Linked DNA regions of Mus musculus: region 2 is linked to region 1. A link is a loop called in an ENCODE intact Hi-C map of the cell type or tissue named here. Cell type or tissue: heart. All regions are shown on one strand. Each heading gives the region's core, and the rest is flanking DNA. Links, peaks and the distances in the headings are about the cores only.

Region 1 (11,846 bases), core at 2,698-7,697:
CAGGGCTACACACAGAAACCCTGCCTCGAAAAAAACAAAAAACAAAACAAAACAAAAAAAAAGATTAGACAATTCTAAAATGTTCAGTGAAGGGGGAGGGAGGGAGGGAGGGAGGGAAAAGAAAAAGAAAGAAAAGAAAAAAAAAAAAGAAAGATGAAAGGTTTTAAGAACATTGAATTGTAGGTCTAGGGTCTACTCAGTTGACAGAATGTTTGCATTGTGTGCATAAAGCCCCAGCATCAGAAAAAACTACATGCAATGGCACATGCCTGTGATCTCAACACTCAGGAGGATCAGAGATTCAGGGTTATCCTCTGCAGTGTAGTGAGTTCCAGGCCTTGTCTCAAGGATGGATAGATGGATGGATGGATGGATGGATGGATGGATGGATGGATGGATGGATGGACGGAGCAAGCAAAACGATAACATCCAATTGTTATTTCATGGATAATGCTTGCCCGGGCAAACTTTAAGCTATGAAAGAGTGAAAAGGAAGTAAATTCAAGAAAAATTAACTCTTTCCTTTCCCAAGGTTCGTTCTTTGCTTGAACTGACTGTAATTTCACTCAAAGAAGCAGCACTCTTGACACATGGTAACCAGGGCTAGCTCAACCTTAGCTTGGCCTGTTCCCTGATGCTTTTGAGACTAGATCTCGCTTAGCTCATGCTGCCTGGAACTCTCAGTGCTCCGCAAGTGCTGGTATTACGGAGTGTACCCCAAAGCAGGCAACTCTAATTGTTTCTAATGGTCAAGAAGGAAGGGACAGAAAGACAGGGGAGAGCACTCTGAGGACCTGAGACTTCAGTATGCACAACTCACAGGATAGGAAGTTCATAGTTACTTTAAACTGAAGTTAGATTTGTATGCTAGTGAATCCTAAAGAGGTTCCTTCAATTTCTATCACTCCAAATAGGTTCGCCTATCAGCTTTGGGGTATACCCCAAATTAAAGGACATTAGTTTTCGGGGATCTGGGGTTTGTATGCACCCTGGAAGAGGAACTGTGGCCCCAGCTCTTACCTGGTGGCATAGGAGGGCTGGACTTCATGTGGATTCCTGCGGTCTGACCAGAAGAACAGAAGTCTGTCAAAAATGGGCTCCACGTCTGCTACAAACGATTTCCCTTCCGGAAATATCCGCAGGACCCCTCCGTGTAACTGAAGACCAAGAAGAGCATCAGTTATTTCCTGGTCTCATGTGCGGTTGGTTGATCAGCAATGTGTTAGCTCTATGCAGGAGAAATACTACCTGTTCCTCAACTTTAAGTGGGTTTCATCCTGTAAATACTTATTCCCCCCTCACACTTTGGAATCAGACTTGCATCAGACTTAGCTATGGATAGCCATATTCAACTTCATCTCAGCATCTTCCCCTTCCCAAGGCTATGAAGGCCACAGACACAAAATAGAGGACAGCCAGAGAGTGCCACACCAAACTATCCATGTCAACCTGCTTCAACCAGCCAGAAACAAGCAGAGGAATCCTGAGTAATTTCACAGTGCCACCAAATATTAAGTCTAAGCATGCTTCCCATACAGCTGCTCCTGCAGTAACAATTTATAGCCGTCCTCTGAACTCTTCCAATGCCCTCTGACCCCATTGACTGGGCACTTCTGTGACCTCTCACACCATGCTATCTACATCTTTCTGGACATCTATCACTCTCTTCACCGCCTTTTCCTTTTCACGTGTACAATCAATCTACTTGTCCTACTGGAACAACTATCTTCTGGGTAGAAATCAGGCTTCACGCATTACTGTTTTACACGACACAGTCTAAAACGCGGAAGAAACTCAAATCTCTGTTGATTTCGTTCTTTCTGGTTTATCACTGTTGTCCCACTAGCTCTGCTCACAATGGTATCCCAAAAGATACTTTTAAGCCCTAAAGGAACTGTTGTGGTCTAACTACGGAATAGAGTGGAAAGATCCAGGACCCCAGCTTAACAGTCGGAGTCTACACTAACAAACCGCAAACGGAGATGCAGAAAGTTCAAAAGCTAAATAAGCTTTGCAGAGCTCTCCGACCTCACAGACTCCTAAATCATCCCTAGCTCGGAGAACTTGACACGAACTCCACATCTCTACCATCTACAGCTGCCGTTCACAAGCGACAACGAATGCCACCCCCATGGGACATATCATCCTGAGATAGAGGATAGGGAAGTCGCTCTCAGGGACAGCGTTGAGACCCCACCACTCTGGGTTTTTTTTTGTTTTTTTTTTGTTGAATTCTCTCAGTGTTGCTGCTGGGAGGGAAAGGTATGCATCAGATGCTGAGCTGAGGGTCTCATCAACTCTGCATCCCAATGTTCAGTTACCTCCCTTCATTAACCCCTGACCACAGTCACCCTGCCACCCCCCAACCCCCTACCCCCACCACGTTAACTCTAGAGCCACTGATCTTAATCTTATCAACTCTGGCATTAATTCCATAAGTGGCAGGAGGCCGGGCAGGTCATAAAACAGTGGACACTGGCTATTAGAAAGTATAGCTTTCCTAAGGTTACTGGAAGGTTTTACCTAATTGGAACTGGCATACTCTTTTGATCTGAACTCTCAGTGTACCCCTATCGGCACCTTCTACAGCATATATAGATCCCCCAAGCTCGCCCTACCCCACAAAACACACACACACACACACACACACACACACACACACACACACTATTCCACAGTACCTTGGCGTCCCAATTCTTATTCAGGTAGTAGATACAGGTGATACAGCGGCCATCACCATTGGGGTTGTCCACATGGCGAACATAACCTGTCCCATTTCCTGGATAGCAAGCCACCATTGCCTGTAGAGACATCCCAAAGATGCTGTTTTAAAAGAAAAGCTTAGATAGTCTCCTCCTACAGCAGACACATAAAATACATAAATTTGGGTTACGATCAGAACATAAAACTAATATAAGGTAATCTTTGGTATGAAAGTGTAACAGGCAGACCCTGTCTTAGGCCTCAGTGCAGGATAAGTGATCCGGTAATAGTCCCACCTTCTAGAACATTGAGAACTTTCTAAAGAAACCCATCTACATCCTCAACAAGATGCTTGCCTTTCTTTAATATCCCTTTTTGGAAAAGCAGGATCCAGGTTCGCATCTGAGCCCTACGAGGTCAGAATCCAGAGATACAAGAGGCAGGCACAGTGGGCACATACATGTAAATGCCTGTACTTGGAAGCTGGAGCAGCATGCACGAGGCCAACCTGGCCTACAAAGGGAGAGACCCTCTCTAAGAGGAAGGAAGGAAGAGAGCGTGCAGAAAGAGAAAGAGTCTTTGGTGTGGGGCTCAGAGACCGTGCTTGGTTAGCAGTGGCCCTGAGCTGTGGAATCACGCTTGTTTTCTTACAAAACCATGTCTGATCCTAAAGGTGGTAAAGGTCAGACTTAATAAAAGGCAAGAAGAGAGAAGGGTCGGTGGGAAGCTAGACCTTAACACTCAATAAGAGTCAGCACACACAATACAGGGAGATCTCTTTGAAGGAGAAAAAAAAGTACATATATGATACCAATGAACTTGTAGATGGTTCTTTGTTGAAACCAAATTAATAGCTTTCTTCTGCCGTGAAAGCATACTTTCAGACATACTTAGGGGGTCTGAGTTGTAATATTCCTTGATAAATAGCAAGGTTACTTCACGAGTAAAAAGACTAGTCCAGACCAGTCCCAAACTAAGCCACTGACAGATCAGTGATTCCCAACAGAGCCTGAAAACAGAGCTGGGCCTCACACACACTTCGTGCTAGAGGATGAGTAGTGGCCTGGCTTTGCAATGAACCTGAAGTTTAAATCAGAGGATATCTACACCTTTTATTTGTCGCAGCTAGCAATCCCTCAGCCCACCTCAGAAAGAGCCACTATGCTGTCACGTGTAGAGCTGAAGTTGCTCTGTTAGCCTGAACGTCTGTCTCCCCGAAAGTTGGATTTTGAAGTGACTGTAATAAGGATTTGACAAATTATGGCATTATCAAATAGATGGTGTCTTGAAAAAGGGTGATTGCTGGTGTGGCTGGAGAGGAAGAGACAAATGAAGTTGCCTACAACATAGGGAATTACCTATTCCTGGAAGCAGTGGCCAGAAGTGTAAGGGCCAACAATGAAAGTCACTTAGCACCATTACTCCATGATTTCCCCCACCATCCCAGTCTCCCCTGCTGTCAGTCAGTGCTTTAGCTTTATATTCCCAAACAGCTCTGCTCCCAGAAAAGGTCAGTGGTCTGGATGCCTGCCATCTACCTCGTCTGCAACTGTCTGTGGTCCCAGGCTATTTCACATGATGAGGAGGACGGGCTGTGCAGTTTATATCGATTGCCGATTTGACAGGATGTAGGATCACCTTGGAGACAGATCTCTGGGCTTGTCCGAGATAGATTTTGTAGATTGGGTTAATTGAGGTGGAAAGACCTGTCCTAACTAAAAAGGGAGAAAACGAGCTAGCTGGCCACCAGCATCCTTTTCCCTCTGCTTCCTGACTGTGGAATCACCCTGACCAGCTGCTTTGAGCTTGCACCACGACTTCCTGCCACAATGCACTGTGCCTTGGGACTTGAGCCAAAATAAATCCTTCCTTCCTTCAGTTGCTTTTGTCCGGTGTTTCGGGTGTTTTGTTACAGCAACGAGACAAGTAATTGACACAGTCCTCCAACGTCCAAAGAGAGAGAAGACTCGATCGGAGCTCAGTGTACCGTGTGTGGAGAGAGCAGTGTCTTGCAGCACATTAAGAAGCACAAATGGGCTTTAGAACTCAGCTTGAATTAAAATACAGGCAGGAAATACAGACTGTTCCCACAAACACACCCTCCACTAACTGCTGCAGGTATAAAAGAGAGAATGTGCCGGCACAGTTCCTTGTGGACTTACCACTAAGACACCTCTCTAATTGTGAGCATACACGTTGTGAAGGGAAGGGGAAAAAAAATCTTTTTTTCTGGCCAGAGTGCAAGTCACCCTCTCTCTGACTCCAGAAGCCATGTGCACCACGTTTAAACAATGGGAGGAAACCACGGGCCGCTCAAAGGTCCCGCCGCAACCTTACTGACCAATTGTACCACTGAGGTTTCTGGCTGAGTGCCATAGGAGATGGGTTTTGGCTCAGACACATTCCCAACTGCCAGGATCTCAAACTGTGAAGCTAAGGATGCACTGATGGGCAAACCTCAGTGTTGAGTCATCAGACCCATGCCAATTTGTGCACGGGGCAGTAACAGACTCCGGAAACTGATGGGCTTATCAGATCTGTTATCTAAACCTCATCAAGTCTGTAAAAGGAGCCAGAGTGCAGGTCCGAGGGAAATGTTGCAACACTTCATTGTTTTATGGGAACGAGGAAGGTATCTTACTATAGGGGTTTTTTATTGGTAAAAACTTCCTGACTTGACCAATACTTGAAATCTACAGCAGTTTAATAGCACATCAGTGTCCCTGTGGTAGCATGGTCACTGTACCCCTGGTTCTAGGCCTGGGCTTGCAGATGAATCAGCGTGTCTTCTGATTCTGCACATTCTCTGACGTGTCACCGGCCCCGGCACTGGCCCCGGCACTGGCCCCGGCACAAACCCCCCATCCCCAGAGGCCTCTCCACAGCTCTGTAGCAACAGGAAATGAGAGGAATGAACCAGGTGTTCCCGAGCTGGCTCAACACCAGAGATATGTGCTTCAAGACACCTCCATGGTCACGTTCAGGCAAGAAGAAGTGCACACATATAGAAGAACTAAAGCAGAATCCAAGTATAAAATCTACTTTACAAAAGGCCACCAGGAGAAAAGAAAACCATGCATCTGTGAGGGGCTGTGGGAGAATTACTGTGTTCAGAGATCAAGCCCAGGGTGGACACTCCAAGGCCTCAACTGGATGTTCCAAAGCAACCAGCCACAGCTAGAGTAAGGAGACAGTTTTAAAACCAGTATGCACAGCTTCAACTGTTCACTCAGCAACAATGATCATTCACACTTAGTACTTCTCTACAGATCAAACTGCAGATGGGGGTGGAGGAGGGGGTGGAGGCAAGCAGTAGAGTCACACCTAACATGTGCCACAGCATAGGTCTGGCTCCTAGCCGCTCAAAAAGAAAGAAGCCATACCATGCATTTTCATTAAAATGAGTATATATATATCACATTACACATTGCTCAGGACTTTGGAATCATATTTCTTGGTATAACTTGATCTTTACAAATGCAAAGTTGCATGTTATGCAAATTTTTACTGAGCAAAAAACTTTTTAAAACTGATCATTTTATTTATAACAATTAACAATTGATATACAGATATTGTTTAAGCCTGAAACAGTATCTCACAGCTGTTACTCAGTTCCTGAGGTGGCTGAAGCAGGAGCATCACACATTTTAGAGTAGCCTGTCTAACAAAAGGAGATGCAGTCAAAAGGAGATACAACGAAAAGCCAAACCATGAGCAGTAGAACTGTAAAGATATCTGGCTGAACAGCCTTTAAATTTTGGTCTACTGACAAATTGGACCTCTTACTTACTAAACAAATATTAGCAACAGCTTTTCAAGAGTGTTTTTTAATTCTCCTTTTGGGGGGGGGATTTAATATTATTGCTTAATTATGTCTCCATGGGTAGGAAAGGACTGGTGCTGGTGGAGGCCAGGAGGTATCAGATCCCCCTGAAACGGGAGGTACAAGCCACTGTGAGCAGCTTGACCTGGGTGCTAGGAATCAAACGCAGGTCCTCTGCTAGAGCACTACACACTCTGAGCACTACACACTGAGTATCATCTCTATGGCCCTGCCTGAGATGGGGAGGAGGAGGAAGGAGGGGAAAGGAGGAGGGAGAGGAGGAGGAGAGAGGAAGAAACACCTTCTGTGCATAGCATAAATCTAGTGAGTACAGCAGTCTATGTACAGGGTTACCAGGATCTATGTACAGGGTTACCAGGATATCCAAATGCTCTCTGCAACGGTTAGACCACAAAGACCAGAGGGAACTGACAAAGTAGCCGAGTTGCAGTCTTTGCAAGGTTTGTTCTTGAATGTGGTGGGTTTTTTTTGTTTTTGTTTTTGTTTTTTTTTTCTTTTTGTTTTTGTTTTTCGAGACAGGGTTTCTCTGTGTAGCCCTGGCTGTCCTGGAACTCACTCTGTAGACCAGGTTGGCCTCGAACTCAGAAATCCACCTGCCTCTGCCTCCGGAGTGCTGGGATTAAAGGCCTGCGCCACCACGCCCAGCTCTTGAATGTGTTTTTAAACTTAAAGACAACCGAAGCTGGCATGTCAAGTTACAGTCTGTATTTGGCTTTGACAAAGAGCAAAAGGACTCCAAATATCCTTTACAAACTAAATGCAGAGAGCCTTGGGGTGCTGACTGGAACTGCAGCTTCAGCCCTCAGCCTTCAGCCTCAGTCCTTTAAGGACCCCAAGATTAGGTTCCTACAACATTAATGGCTGAAGAGCAGTGGTTGACTCTGGGAAATATGCCTGCCACCAAGCCAGGCTACCCAAACTCTATCCTTGGGAGCCACAAGGAGAATGAAGAGATCAAATGCCATTTGTTGTCCTCTGACCTCAGCCCTGCACACGATGGCATGAATGTGCTCATATACATTTGCATGTGCTCACGAGCATGCATGTGTGTGCGCGCACGCGTGCGCACACACACACACAAACTAATGTGAAGGCCTCTTAATAAGATGGCAACAGTCATGCAAAGCCTTTTCTAAACTTAGGAAAATGTCACCAGCACAAAGTTCACAGTAGCCATCAGCTGAGCCAGCATACGAAATTGAACAAAAAAAGGAAGGTCTGGATGTGAGGGCGAAACCCTACTCAAAATGTTTTAGAAATTTTTTTAGCGGCTTCTTAAAACTTTTCTTCTTATTATTATTATGGTGTGTGTGGTGTGTATGTGTGTGTGTGTGTGTAAGCATGTGTACACACATTCAGAGGCCAGAGGACTAAACTCAGGTGGTCAAGTGCCTCTACAAGGTGAGCCATCTCATTGCCCAGCTTTAGAATTTTTACAAATTTATTTCAACCACTTACGGGGTTAGAGAAAGGAGCTGTAGGCAACTCGAGCTCTTAGAGAACAAAGGTAGGCAAGGGCTCAAAGTGTCATTGGTTATCTTAGCATCTTGCTTGTTATCCCCATCAATGTGTCCCATGAAGCCCTCCCATTTCCTCCTTTCCAGTGCCTCTGGCTAGAGACCAAGGTGACCGAAAGAAGGGAGAAAAGAGAGTGTGGTTTGGTGAGCAGCACCATGGCTGCGTCCAGCTCCCCCACTTTCCTTCCCAAAGGAAGTAGTGACAGAGTCCAGTGTATGTCAGGTTCACAGTCCTCTCAACAAACTCCAAATCCCTAGGGCTCCCTATTGGTCCAGTCTCACAAGGAAAACTCCTTCTGCCCTCCTCACATGCCCTATGTTCACGCTAAAGCCAGCGCCAGTCCCTGAACCCACACGCCCAGTGTACTGCTACACATTAACTCCACTGCCAGTGCAGCGTGGTGATGTGTGTGCCCTTCCACCTGAATTGCACAACCAAGAAGGAACTTCGGGACTTCTGCAAATGGGTGTTACAAATGGCTGAGTTCCTTTGAAGTGGGTCTGCCTGCCCTTCCGGTTCTGGCAGGGGCGCCGTACCTGGAAGGGCAGATTAACTCACCATCTTCACTTTCCAGCCACTCCTCTCCAAGTTCCAGCGAACTTGGCCCTAGCTTCCAGATCACACAAACACCAGCAATTCTGCAGAAGATAACCTTCTATGAAATTGTTCCAAGGTCTTGATGATAGAGCTAACAGGTACCGAGTACCATAGTCTTTTGGGATCTTTATGTTAAAGAAATAAATTGGCTCCACACTCTGAGAAGAAACACTCACAAGAGCACACAGACATCCCCCCCATCCCCCCACCTCCACACACAACACATACATACGCCAACAAGTTTGCAGAAAACTATGGGAGACCACAGACTGTAATATCTACTGGTATCCCGTCAAAATGCCACTACGGAGGGTCCCTACTTGTGCATGAACTTTTGAGTGAGTCACTCCCCCTCCCAAGGGCGCCCCTGAAACGCTCAGGAGACCAGGGCTTGAAGGGACAATCTTCATTCCTTTCTCAGCTGTAGCTAATTCCTTGGCTTGAAGGGGATTCTTCTAAGTCCTGCAATTAGGCATAGTAAACAGGCCTGGCGACATCCACAGATCAGCGCAGGCTGTCTGGGTTTGGGAAAGCAGCCCTTCCCGTGGAGGTCTGGCTCTGGGCCAGCAGGGAGATGACTGAGTGACAGGGCTACGTGCGCTTCGTGAGAGTGGCAGCCAGCCCACACCCGAGCACAACGCCAGGCAGCCAGAGGAGGGAACAGACTCTGGGGAGCCCTGGCTCCTCCCCCACCGCTCTCCAGTCACCAGAGAAAGGCTTTCGGCGGAGGCTTCCTCCCGGCAATTACAAAATCAGCCAGTCTAGCAGGCTGGAGGACGCTAAAACAAGTGGTTAACCATCTCCTTCCCAAGGCTTCGACCCAGATGTTAGCAGTTGTTGCTTCCTAAAACCTTATGGGCCCGGTGGTACTTCTACAGAACCTGTTTAATTGCCTGGTTCCTGGGAGGGTGAGCAGAATTTGTCCGGACTCAAGGCTGTTCTCTCAGAGGGAGTCATTAACCCTGGTTATTATACGGACCTAGAGGTTACCAAGTGTCCCTGCAGAACAAATCCATTAGTCACCCTAAAGGCAACATGGGGTTGGGACTCACAGCATTTAACTTCCTTAACGTGAGAAACAAACTTATCAGGAAAAAAAAAAAAATCAAACTTCACCTGTAGTGCCTCACTAAAGACTAGACACAATATGGAAAGGCATCTCTGAGTGAGTGTCTTTATGCTTTCATCTTAAATTAATCCCAAAGTATATGAAGGAATCCACAGTGATTTAACTGCAACCTGTAAGAAAAGACTTTATTAACAGACATAGCTGCCAATCAAAATGTCCTGGAGAAGAAAAAAAGGCCTTCCAGATACACCGATGAGATAGGAGAATCCTATATTTGCACTTCAGCGCTTAGGAAAATGCATTTGCTCGGTTAAAGACTCCACGCACCAAAAGACAGTGCAGTCCACACAACTCAGGAAATGCAGCACTCACGCGCAGTTACCGCACAAAAGCTCATGCAGCACTGACCACGTCCCTGATTGTAATGGGTACATCACAAGTAGTGTCGCATGTGCACCATGAGCCCACCAGGAGGGTATTCACACTTGCAGCAGAAGAAATGGAGGCGCAGGGGAATTAACTTGTCTTTGGGTCAGTCTGGCTGAAGACTGTGAGGCTGAAATCCAAAGCTTAACAAGCAAGCTGTTTAAGGTGCAAGACTAACTAGCTTGTCCCGAGCTTCCTGGGGGATTTAAGGGTCTTCGGTTCTAGGACAACTCCAGGATCCACCTCAGATCACAAAATACACGCTGACGACCTCCAGGTAAAATGCTGGGGTGTTTGCACTTGGCCTACCCAAACCCTCCTGTGCTCTGTAAGTCATCCTGAGTCAACTTAAACACCTTAGAGCATGCTATGCAAATAGCTGTCAAACTCTATGGCTTAGGAAATGACAAAAAAAAAAGGACCTAGACATGTTCAGTGCAGAACCATCTTTTCCTAATATTCTCAATCCAGTTGAGACTGCATCTAAAGATTCAGAGGAGACAGCTATAATCATTTCACTGTTTCCCACAGAAAGAAAGTCATGAGAGGCAACAACCAACCAATCAAACCAAACCGAAAAAGAAAAAAAAAAAAAACCTACAAAAAACAAGAAATGGGTGTGCTTGAAGTTATTTATGAATTATAAGCTGCGGGCTGAGCCAGAGGTAAAGGAAATAGCCTAAATCTTGTGGCAAAGCAGCGCTGGTCCAGCTGTTGTCTTGGCCTGTGTTACCATACTGCAGAGACAAGCCCACCCAACCCCACCATCAGGTTGTGGCTGCCCCTCAGCCTCTGCATCAGCCCCACACAGGCCCTTGGGCTTCTTCTCCCCTCTCCTTTCCTGATGCTCCAGTCCTCATTGTTAGCCCAGGGCCAGTCCACAGCCAGCCATGCTGTCCTTCCAAGGCCTGGGTTATTGGGGGCTTCTTTCCAACACCATCCTTCATAGCGCATGTCAACAAGCTACGGTTCCCAAACTGGCTTCAAAGTCAGCTGATAAATGGCCAATTCAGAAAAAAAATTTTTTTTCTTTCTTTCTTTTCTTTTTCTTTCTTTCTTTCTTTCTTTCTTTCTTTCTTTTTTTTTTTTTTTTTTTTTGAGGAAACATAAAAGTTCATTTCTCCCTGGAAAGAAAACGAGACTCACCAAAGTAAAAGCATCCTGGGGAAGAGATCAATTTTCCCTGCTAGGGCATAAAGCTAGTTTGGGAGACATCTGAACTCAGCTACTAGCACATTAATTAGAATTCACCAGACGCAGAACTTCTATGGTCACGTTAATTAGAATTCATTGGATGCAGACTGCTGGCTTAAAGGAGGGAGGACACCCAGAAGATCTTTAACGGGGTAGGAGGAGGGGGGCTTCTCGCAGAGAGAGAGAGAGAGAGAGAGAGAGAGAGAGAGAGAGAGAGAGAGAGAGAGAGATGCCTCAACAGTTTTGAGGAATGTAAAGGGAACTAGAAAGAATGCCTGGGCCCAAGTCAAGCAGTTAATTCAATTGTCCAGAAGCTCCTCAGACACACTACGGTCCCATCTGACAAGTGGGGAGAACAGCCAGGTATGAGCCCACACACTTGTAATCCTAGTACTGAGCCTGAGGTCCATGGCCACAAGTTCAAGATCAATCTGGGCTTCCTAGTTAGATCTATCTTAAAAACAGCAAAGCCCACTAAACAAATGTGAGAACGGA
Region 2 (11,846 bases), core at 4,126-9,125, 60 kb before region 1:
TGTTCAATCCGCAGCACCCATATAGTGGTTCACTGCCATACCTCCAGTCCCAGGAGATCTGACACCCAATTCTGACCACCAAGGACACCAAGGATATATATGACACACATACATACATGCAAGTAAAATATTACACATAAAATAAAACAAGAACTACATGGTGGGGAAAAAATATTAGTGAACACCAGGCCCCAGGAGTCTGGCTGCCCGCTAAGCTCTTTGTACTAAGTCAAGATTCTTCATAATAAAACAGTCTCTTTCAGACCCAAACTGGGCTGTAGGCCAGGTTTGGGGCACCAATTTTTTCCAAGTTATAGAAAACACACTGAAAGTTACAAATGAGAACAAATAGCCATTTTCAGAATAAAAGAAGCTTGGTCCCAACCCTGAGGACTGCATTTCTTGTCGCAGGCACATGGAAGAAATGCCTGTCAGAAATGACCAAGAATGACTCCATATGGAGATTCTCAGTCTTCCGGAAGTCAGAGCCCCACAACCAAAGCCTTTACGCAGAGCCCCAGGCCACCTTCTAATAACTGACAAGTTGATATTTTTTTTCTTTCCCTATTAAATGATGTTTTAAATCTTGGTTCTGAAATAATTGGGAGCATGTGCAGGAGACTGGCACTCTTCCTGCCTCCTCGACCCCCACCCACACATGCCAATTCCCTTGTAGTTGTAAGTTCCTCCTGGTGATCTACATGGAAAAGAGCCAGCCAGTGAGCATCTCACAGCATCTCTGGGCCTTACAAGTAACCAAGGTCCAGAAAGGTGATGGGATTTCCCCAAGGTAGAGTCAGGGGCTGCAGGTCAGGCTTTCTGCACCTCGAGATAGCCTTGAGTTCATTTTTAATAATTAGCAATGGCCTGTGATGCCCTTTACAGGGGGATCATAGCACAGCAAATCCTCCCTCTAAGGCCTACATCATTTTACATGTCTAGGATGAGTTGGTCCTTACCATAGTGGGGAAAAGAAATGCAACTCCATATTCTCTTTTAATCCTGTGCATTGTCCCACTACTGAGCTCAGTCTTAAGTTCCACTGAGGCTACCTCGGGCTCAGTCTCTCCCCGTGCCTGGGTCAAATTCTCCAGTGACTCTCGAGTGAGCCACAAAGGCTTTCTTAAGGCTGCCCTGCCTCTCCCACCACATTGATTTTTTTTTCCCAGTCTTTGATGAGCTAGAAATCCTCCTTCTGCTGTGCAGAGCCAACTCCCTATGCTCTCACAGAGGCCCTGCTCATTCCTGGGGAATGGCACAGAGCTCGCCCTCTGTCCCTGCGGTTCACTCCTCGGCCTGCCAACCTTCTGCTCTTTTCCAGCCTTTGAGACACCTCAGCCCCTCAGCATCCCCTCTGCTCCCTCACACCTGGAGTCCCGAGTATGGTCTCTCCAAGAAGGTTGGCCTGTTAAGAAAAAAAGAGAGAAGAGGCACAGACTTCAAGCAGCTACTGGGTTTTGGTCCTGCAAAAATCCCTCAGGCAGAAAAGAGTAGGAGGAGAAATATCTAATTAGAATTCAGTAGAGGGATAAAATATTCAGCAAACAAAATTCAAGTGAAGATCTCCAAACATTGCTCTGGCCTCCCTAGCACAGACTCTTGCCAGCTCTGGCTCCCTGATGCTATTGTATTAAATTTTAAAAGAAGAACAGGAAAGATCTTTAGCAAGACACCTGTTCTAAGTTTTAATGCCCACCCTTTGTATATGGGCATACATACACATACTTAATTTTGGAATAAAATAATGCTTGTGTTTGTGTTACCTGTATAATTTTGAAAGATGTTTCTCTACTCTCATAGCTATTTAGAGAATTTCCCCAAGGATAATGCTGAATTACTTTTAAAATACCATGTGATTCCATAAACTCTATGCTGTTATGTTCTGTCTCATTCTGCTCACATCTCTTTAAGTCTTAGATGCTAAAGGCACTTAGTTCCACTAGTCAGGAACAAATGGTTTAGGGTGTCAGCTAAACACCTCAGCAAAAACATCATGATTCTAGAAGTAGTGGCCACAGGCTTCATGTCCTCCTTCCTCGCCAACATTAGACATTTTATTAACTAATCCAATAGTTGTTCAAATTGGATCCTTTATCAGAAATGTTGGGCTTTTCTGTTTCCCAGATTTGGGGCTATTTGAAGACACACAGTGTGATATGTTATGCTGAGAGATGCATTATGCTTCATGGATAATTTCTACGTACAGTCTGAAGGTACATTTGTAAAGTATTTTTCATAGTTTTCTGCAGGAAAGTGGCACATGTGAAATTTTCCGTGTAGGACATTGTCTTGGTCAGGGTTACTATTGCTGTGATGAAACTCCATGGCAAAAGCAACCTGGGAAGGAAAGGGCTTATTCAATTTATGCCTTCACACTATAGTTCATTATCAAAAAAAGGACATGAACAGAAGCAGGGCAGGAACCTGGAGGCAGGAGCTGATGCAGAACCATGGAGGGGTGCTGCTTACTGGCTTGCTCCTCATGGTTTGCTCAGACTGCTTTCTTATAGAACCCAGAACCACCACCATCCCAGGGATGGCTCTATACACAAAGGGCTGGACCCTCCCCCCTCAATCACTAACTAAGAAAATGCCTACAAGTTTGCCTCCAGTCTGATCTTATGAAGGCATTTTCAAAATTAAGGTTCCCTCCTCTCTGATGACTTTAGCTTGTGCCAAATTGACATAAAACTATCCAGTACAGTCATCATGTGTTTAAGAAGTTGTGGATTTGAAGCATTTTAGAAAATCTAAGCTCTGAAATGTTTCAGATTATTCATTACAACTGACTCTTGTTATTTGTTTATTTGCTTATATGCCTCTATGGAAAACATGTTTTTGCCAAGTGCAGATTTCCCTGTGATTGTACACTTAGGTCAGACTTTTTAACCCTTAGAGTATACATCGTATGACAAATGTTGAGTAAAGTTGACTATTTCAAGAGACTTTAGTCCACCTCATTTTTAGGCCCCACTTTCCCAGGTTCACACCACCAGCTGGAGCATCAGACAAAGGACAGAGGATCCAGGTTCAGTTTCGAGCACTTACATGGTAGCCAACGACTACCTGCAACTCCAGTGCCAGGGGATGAGACACCCGCTTTAAGATTTTTTTAAGAGGAAAAAAACTCCCTCTCTCTCTCTCTCTCTCTCTCTCTCTCTCTCTCTCTCTCACACACACACACACACACACACACACACCCCACAAAGAGAAACAGGGAGACAGAGAGATCTTAGACTCTCTGTGCTTCTATAATAAAATGAATGTTATTGTGCCACTGATCAGCAATAGAAATGTAGTCCTCCCAGCACTGAAGGCTGGGAAGTCCAATATCAAGGAAGGTACCAGTGTCTAGAGAGAATTTGCCTTCTGCCTTCTTGCTGAGCCTCACATGGCTGAAGATGCAAAGGTGCACCTCCACGCTCTTCAGGAAGGACACTGGTGCCATTTATAAGGTGGGAGATCTTCTGGCTCAATCTCTCCTGCCTCTTGTACTCTCACTCTGGATATTACATTTCAGTATATAAATGGCAAGGCAGAAGTAAAAGAGGGCACCGATGTTCAGATAGTAGCAACAAAAATGTATAATAACATCTGTCGTGGCAGAGCATAGAGGATACAAAGGCAAGGCAGAAGTTAGACTCCCAGAAACAAACCAGTTCTTTTTTTAGCCATTCATTTTATAGACCATGAGCCTCAGTGTATGTCTAGGAAGTTGGCAGTTTTACATCTCTCTCCAGGAGAGTAGAGCAGGTAGAGTTGAAGATAGGAATAAGTTGAATGCTTCCATAAACAGCCACCCTAACCCCTCAGTGCTGATCATGGGACTGTCTCCCGACTCTGCAAGTCTCTGAAGATCTGAAGTGCAACATCCTGGATATAGCTGAGATCAGATAACAGGCATTTCAAGAAAATTCTCAGTGACATTGGAGACTCCACGCCTTCTTTTTCTTCTTTACTTGGTCAGCAAGTAAGGAAATTTGTATTTTAAAGATAAGGTCAATGATGGTCCCAAAGTAAAATAAGGCAAGGGCTAGGGATGAGACATTCAGCAGGTAAAAGTGCCAGGTGTGCAAGTCTGGAGAGCTGAGGTTTACCCCAGACCTGTGTAAGGAGCCAGGTACCACGGCACATAATCCTAGCACTCCTACTGTAACGTGCAAGGAAAGACTGGATTATTGACAGAAGGCTTGCAGCCCTTCTGAAAACAAGAGGCACCTTGTCTTGGCAAGGTGAAAAGAGAAAAACCAACTCCTGAAAATTATCCTCTGATCTCTGTGCAAATGCAGTGCACATGAGCACACATTCCTCAAGCCCCATCCTAGCACACATACACAGCCGAGAGTTAGGGGTGCTGGTGATAGGGATGGCTTTCACACAGCCTAGGAAGGTCCTTGATTACTAATCTACATCTGTCCCCAGCTTATGACCTTCCTCTTAGATAATAAGAGACAGTCCAAGAAACACCAGGAATTTATAGACAGCTCCTACCATTGACAGGAAAATAGAGGCGATCAAAGGTGACACTTAGAAGAATAGGGAACATGTAGAAGACAGCGCAGGGGGCTAGGAAAAAAATCCAAAATGGTATAATTAATATCCTCAGACAATCTCAGAAAGTGCTTCACATCCGTTATGTTATAAACAAGATGATATTTAAAAAAAAATAGAGAATACTCAGAGGAAAGGCAAATTAAAACAGTTGGAGGTATTTTGAAAGCCCAGTAGAAGGTTTGGAAGACAAAGTGGAAACAATGTCCCAGAAAACAGAGCAAAATTAAATGAGGTGGAAAATGAGAAAAATGAAACTTGAAATTAGTTTCAAAGGTCAATCATCCAAATAAAAGGAGTTCTAGAGGAGGAAGTGACGTCAGGAGTCAGGACACACTCAGCACGGGAGACACGGAAGCTCTCAGACCGTGGGTGTACATGAAACTGCAATCCGATAAATGAAAAAAGAAAAAGGTCTGGGCTGCACACATCCTCAAACGCTTCCAGAGGTGGGAGGGAAGCCCAGAGGGAGCATTGGGAACGAAAACAGCATCCAACCTTTCTGCAGGTTAAAATAAAATGGAGAAGTACTTTTAAGCTTTCAGTAAAAGCAACTTCCCGGACGGAGGAGATTTCTTTGCCTGGGAAAATAATCAACCAAGTCTGATTGCAGAGTAAAAGCTTCTTCTTCTTTTTTTCTTTTTCTGGTAAGTGAGGACTCAGAAAGGTGACCTGGACATTTTTCCTCAGGAAGCCAGTAGATTTCACGCATTAGCAAAACAAAGGAGCAGGCCAGAAGTGGTGGTGCTTCTTCAGGGAGCTGCATGGGGACGGCTGGCATGTCTTAGAGGGGACAGCAGACTGTGTGAGACAAGAGATGAGATGCTTCAGGGAGCTTTGCTGGCAAGGAGGAAAAGATTTAAATGTGTTTGAGCGTGTTAGTAGATTCTGCCTGTTAATGGGGGTGTTTAGAGATTCATAGAAAATAAAAAGGAACGATTATTTAGCTCAAAGGACTACAAGGTGTCACAATGGCTCCGTTCACATAGTATTGTTGTCATTGGCTTAAAAATCATTGACTGTCCCAGGGCTGGAGAGGTACTGAAAGAACTCAGTGGGGAAACCCCCACTCAGCTCCCGATTCGGCGTGCACCCAAGAATCACGAATAGAACACAACACCTTGATGTAACAAGAGGTTTTTTAATGGCGGAGCTCCGGGTCGAAACGTATCTCACACAACAGGAGACAGTGGATTCGACCACGAGGCTTGGAAGCTAGGGGTTTTTATAGAAAAGGAGTGGGGCTGGGGGAGGAATTGGCGCGGTTTCACATGATTGGTCCATTTAAACATCAGCAGCCTGTAACATTTAACTTAGGTCAGAGGGGTGGGAGCTAGGGAGGCGATGGGCCTGCCCGGGCATGTCCTGGTCTGTTCTGCTATGTTCTCAGCCCCAGGTTTCAAAGCTCACAAACAACTCTTTGGGCTATTTAACATACATTACATGAATTACAGTTTTATTTCCTTTCAGTACTCAGCGCTTAGAGGACTTGCTGTTCTTCCAGAGGATTAGGGTTCGATTCTTATGCCCTGTGTGGCCCACAGACGTCTGTAACTTCAGTCCCAGAGAATCTAATGCTGGCCTCTTGTCTCCAGAGACACCAGGTATCCACATGGTGCATAGACATACATACAGGGAAAATACCCATGCACATGTAAAAATTGTAGAAGTTTTAAAAATTGAATATATTGGGCTAACTAAGAGGTATTAGATGTGTTTCTTGAGAACTGAGCAAGTATAAAGAGGCAGCCGTGACGGGGGGGGGGGTACATGGTATAAATCTGCTTTTTCAAAGTCAGAAGCTCCGAAGGTAAAATCAAGCAGGAAGTAACAGTATAAGCAGGCCATCTAGAAACATAGACCTAGCCAAAGGAACGGCTTATGATATTAAGATAAAGGGCTGAAGAGATAGCTCAGAGGTCAAGAGCACTGGCTATTCTTCCAGAAGACCTGGGTTCAATTCCCAGCACCGGCATGGCATCGCACGATTGTCTGTAACTCCTGTTCTGGGGATTCTGGTGCCCTCATAGAGACGTACATGCAGACAAAACACCAGTAAACAAAAAACAAAAATACATTTTATAAAAGATATCATTAAAATAATAATTTGTTCGAATTATTAAGGGGACCATAACTAAAACTTAAAACTATACCTATATAATCAATTAAATACAGTCGCATTGAAAAACAACCACAGCGAGGATTGTTCAGGAAGCTGGTGTTTCTGTTCAGATCTGTTACGTTTCAGGTAAGATGCCTGACCACAGAGCTAGGGGTCCACATGTTCCAGTGTGCAATGGTGTGTGTGTGAAAGAAGACCAGACAGCTCTATTGGTTCAACCTTGAAGAGATTTGAAATCGGAGGGAAAATGAGAGAAATTAACTTTCCAGATAAAGAAGGACTATGAAGGAAGCAATGGCTCAGTGATGGCCATGTCACCAACCAGACCCTCAGGGGACATCCTGGCCAGAGCAGCACTGGGCTGGGAAGGACTGAGCCTTCAGCTACGCTTGCTTCATCTCTTCCGCCAACATCCTAGCTGTGGCTACTGCAGCTGCTGATCTGGGATTTGTGCCCTCACCCAAAATGTCATAAGAAACCTCTGAGATGAGACTACAATGAACAATTTGTCTTAGTCAGGGTCTCTATTCCTGCACAAACATCATAACCAAGAAGCAAGTTGGGGAGGAAAGGGTTTATTCAGCTTACTCTTCCACATTGCTGTTCATCGCCAAAGGAAGTCAGGACTGGAACTCAAGCAGGTCAGGAAACAGGAGCTGATGCAGAGGCCAAAGAGGGATGCTACTTACTGGCTTGCTTCCTCTGGCTTGCTCAGCTTGCTCTCTTATAGAACCCAAGACTTCCAGCCCAGAGATGGTCCCACCCATAAGGGGCCCTTCCTTCTTGATCACTAATTGAGAAAATGCCTTACAGCTGGATCTCATGGAGGTTCCTTTCTCTGCAATAACTCCGGCTTGTGTCAAGTTGACACACAAAACCAGCCAGTATAGTCACCTCATCCACCTGTGTTTTCTGGACTCCCTGCCTCCAAGCTCCTGCCTATTTCCATACAGTAAGGGACTGACAACTACTCTAAGGATCTTTACATTTTTATGTGGCCTAGGATATCTAGGATCTGGTTCTAGCTCTGTCAACAATAGTCTATATGATTGTATACAAGAAAGGCCAAAATACTATTTGTCTAACTCAGCTCGGAAGCTAAATCTAATATGGACCACACTCCCACTAGGCAGCCAACAGCTAAGTGACAAATGGTGGTTGCTCCTTTAAAAGGGGTCAGGAGTATGAATTTGGCTCTCTAGTGCTCTGAACACTGAGGCTGTAGATTGTTATTCCTTGTATAGCTTACCCTTTTTTTCTATTCTTAGTAGGAAAACCTGTTTAACCCCTTAAACGTTATCAATAGAAACCTAATAGCTTTAATGTGCTGCTACAGATCTGTGATGTTTAAAGTTCAATTATAAACTTCCTACATTGACAGTGAAGGCACTAAGTAGGTTAGCAGGCCTCAGATTTAAGGTTACCAAATTTAGAAAAGATAGTACCTTTGTCTTTTCATTGAGATAGACTAACTCTTCCACAGGGTTGGGACATTAGAGATTTTACTTGCTTGCTTGAGACAGGGTCTTACCATGTAGCCTTGGTTGGTCTGGAACTTGTTATGTAGACAAGGCAAACTTAACGAGTTGGACTCTGCTTTCTGAGCCCTGGGATTGAAGGTTTGTACCACTACACCAGGCAAAACATATAGACTTTTAACTGGATATATATAAATGGATACCCCAGCTATTCTATCTAGATCCCACAGATATTGTACATATTGGCTGTTTGTGGCTCACAGCTGAAAAGCCATCTTTAGTGCATGTCAAGGAATTAGGTTGCTGATTCAGATTTGCCTGAAGACAGTGGACTGTTGAGAAGGATGGTCCCTTAGCTTGATGCAGGGTATTTTACGATGGGATTGAGGACCCAGGCGTCTTCTTCCCTACAAATCAATCCTAAAATAAACTTGACCTGATCACAAACCTTTGTTTCTATCCCACTTTCTTCCTCTCCTTATACGTATTATTCTTAAAAATATATTAACTAAATCCCTGTCTCAAATTCTATGTCTAAGGAAGCAGTTCTCAACCTGTGGCTTGCGACCTCTTAAAGAGCTGTATATCGGATATCTTACATATCAGATATTTACATTATAAATTACAGCAGTAGGAAAATTACAGTTATGAATAGCAACAAAATAATTTTATGGTTGATGATCCACCACAACATGAGGAACTGTATTAAAGGGTCACAGTACTAAGAAGGTTAAGAACTGTTGCTCTAAGGAATCTAAAAGAGATGTGATAATCAGAAGTGGTTCTGGGAATCAGCAAATCTAGAGAGGGGTCGTTTATGTTAGAATACCTGTAAGCTGGACCCTATCGAAAATGCTGGCACACGTCTATAATTCTATTGCTAGCAAAGAAGATGGTGAGTTCAAGACCAGCCAGAACTATATGATAAGTTTGTCTCAAAAAAGCAAGACAGGAAAAAAAAAAAAAAAAACAAGTAAGCAAGCAAACAAGAGATGTAGACATATAATAGATAGGTAGATAGATAGATAGCCATCCAGATAGATATTGATAGTCCTTGGTTTGTTATTAAACTTTCACAAAGGAACCAGGATATCGAGAAGGAAGACTAGAAGTTCTAATGATGCCCCACTTCTCCCTCAGTGATAACAAGTTAACAACATAAACACAACACTTTTGTGAAGAGCTAGAGACTAGCTGACAAGACATAGGTCCCTAGGCCAACATAAAATCAAGATGAACATGAGGCTTAATCTTGTCAACGGGGTTTAAAACTGTCATGGAAACACACCTCTAGCTATGCCTATGAGAGTGTTTCCAGAAAGGTTTAGTAGAGGTAAGAAGATCAATCCCGAATGCAGGTATCACTATTCCATGAGCTGGTTCCAAATGGAATGAAAAGGAAAAGTCAGGCTACCCACAAGCATTCTTCTCCCTCTTCTTGGCGGAGTATGCTTTGTGCTGTGGTGGTTGCCTACCATGATGTTCTGCACCCTCAAATTAATTAACCATCCTCTTTTAGTTGCTTTTGACGGGCGTTCTGTCACAGCAACAGAAAAAATAACTACTGCACAGGAGTTTCAGTAAACAGGGGAGAAAAGAAAACCACAGCATTTTGTATACCTGTTTCTTGGACCCTACAGTGTATAACATGTACAACTGGGAAGAAAATTCCCATTCCAGGTCTCTACCTTGGCATAGAGAAGAACAGACCATGTGCCAACAATCTAGCTTATCTGGAACCTGGCTGTCCAATTCAAAGCTTTTACAGACCAGCAAAGTTGAAAAAAAAGCAAACACCAATGGTCACCAGAACTGTATGTAGTTCACAGGAAAATACCAGATGAACAAGAATTCAAAAAAGATTTGAGAGTTTCTCCTAAAGTTTGGGTTGGTTTGGTTTTTTGGTTTTGTTTTGTTTTGGGGGGTGGGGAGTGCATGTTAAAAGGGACTTACCCTGCATGAAACCAAAATGCAAAACTAGGATGTTGGAATGGAGGTTTTTCAAATGCTCACATTTCCAACAACAGATTACATGATATTTGAAGAAGCAGGAATGCATGGTCCAAAGAACCGAAAGGAAACGTCAAGAACTGAAGCTGAGAACATGTTGTATTAGCTGCCTACCAGAGAATTTAAAGTTACTGTCACGGAGGTTCTAAATGGCAGTGTTGGTGACATCATCCGAAACACAAGGGCTTTGCCAGGTAAACAGAAGGATTCTTATTGAGTAAACAAGCATAAAGTCAGATTTCTTTTTACCAGAAAAGCAGGTCTCAGGAGGCAGGCTTCTATTTATCAGGAATCTCTCTTAATCTGCCCCCCAAAGGTCAACTATCTAGGGCAAGATTTCTAGTTCCCCTTCAGTTGGAATAGCCTGAATCAGCTCAAAGACCCCACCCTGCTAACTCTCATGAAATCCTTTCTTTTCTGTCCTGTTACTCCTCCTTCTGCCCCTCCAGAGTTAGCTTTGGCAGTCTGGTCCCCAGCACATGTTTCTTTCCACCCAGGGAGTGATCTACTGCAGGACCTTCATTCCACCTCATGTCCTGAACACACACAACTAAATCAAGTGACGCAGAAACAAAATGAGACTATCAACAGAGACATAGACTACAAAGATGAGCCAAATAGGAAATCTGGTGCTGAAAACAGAATAAGTAAAACTACAAACATGACTCAAGGAATTCAGCAACCAATTGATTGGGCAAAAGCAGAAATCCGTGAACTGGAAGGTCGTTAGCAACCTAGTCTGAAAAGAAAAAAGTAGGAAGAAAAGAGAACTTACATTTATTTTATGGAAGTGTCAGAAACAAACCATGGAACAAAGAGCTTATTTGAAAACCAAACAACACAACAAGAAAAAACTAAGTGTTTCTAAAGCTGGTGGAAAAGCAAACAAAAACTAAACCATCACCAACAAAACCCCATAGGTTTAAAAGCTCAATGAACTTCAACTAGTCCAAAGAAGGACACGAAGCATCAAAAGCAGAAGAGAAAATTCCAGAAGCCACTCAAGAAATCAATGTATCATGCATCAGGCAGCTTCCTCAAGATTACATTATAATTTTTCTTTATTCTTGAGAATGTCAGACATGTACAGTGAATTGTGACATTTACCCCCATTTTCCTGCAGCTCCTCCTGCATTACCCCCACCATGTCCTCTTCCCATCCCCACCCCCATGTCTTTTTCCTCTGTGATAACTCCCTAAGTCCAATTAGTGCTGCCCATATATGCATGGGTGTGAGGCTCTCCACTGGGGAATGGGGAACCTGCCAGTGGGAACACCTTCGGAAATGAACCATTGTCCTTCTCCAGTAGCTAACAACTTCTAAGGGCTCCTAGTAAGGAGGGGTGTCTAGTACTGTCTCAGCAGAGTTGTGTAAACCAGTGAAAGAAAAAAAAAAAAAAAAAAGCCCTGCCAATCAAAAATACTGTATTCAGAAAAACTGCCCTTCAGAAACCGAAGGGAAAGGACTAGGGAGATGGCTCAGTAGGTAAGAATGCTTTATTGGCAATTATGAGCTATAAAAGCCTTGCTTTTCTCACATCTAATGCTGGTCTTTCAAACCCTACTATAGGGGAAGCATCCCATGTACACAAATAAAAAACGTGCTTTAATTAATTTGGCCACGAGGATTTTGGTCAGAGGTCTTTCTCATCCCGTCTTTGGGATTAACAATGGCATGTCCTAAT

What was found. A loop is a pair of places that touch in the nucleus more often than their neighbours do. Peaks named below come from ENCODE experiments on the same cell type or tissue, not always from the same donor. Only the 100,000 strongest peaks of a DNase experiment are listed, where the experiment ranks them.
Region 2: it touches region 1 in a loop (2.3-fold over the local background); 1 of 42 quality-filtered maps calls a loop at or near these places.

Annotation. Positions count from the first base shown.
Region 1 is chr12:54,182,860-54,194,705 of GRCm38, forward strand. Egln3 (egl-9 family hypoxia-inducible factor 3) reads right to left here. Exons shown (of 5, transcript NM_028133.2): 2 at 2,682-2,801; 3 at 1,021-1,157. Among named protein-coding and RNA genes, the nearest start is that of Gm40424, 12 kb to the left of the region's middle. In heart, for the core only: no CTCF peak of the experiment used is centred there; DNase peaks (open chromatin) are centred at 4,542 and 5,022; H3K27ac peaks cover 1,934 bases.
Region 2 is chr12:54,121,202-54,133,047 of GRCm38, forward strand. The region is part of intron 2 of Gm35818 (a long non-coding RNA gene); the gene reads right to left. Among named protein-coding and RNA genes, the nearest start is that of Gm35818, 15 kb to the right of the region's middle. In heart, for the core only: no CTCF peak of the experiment used is centred there; no DNase peak of the experiment used is centred there.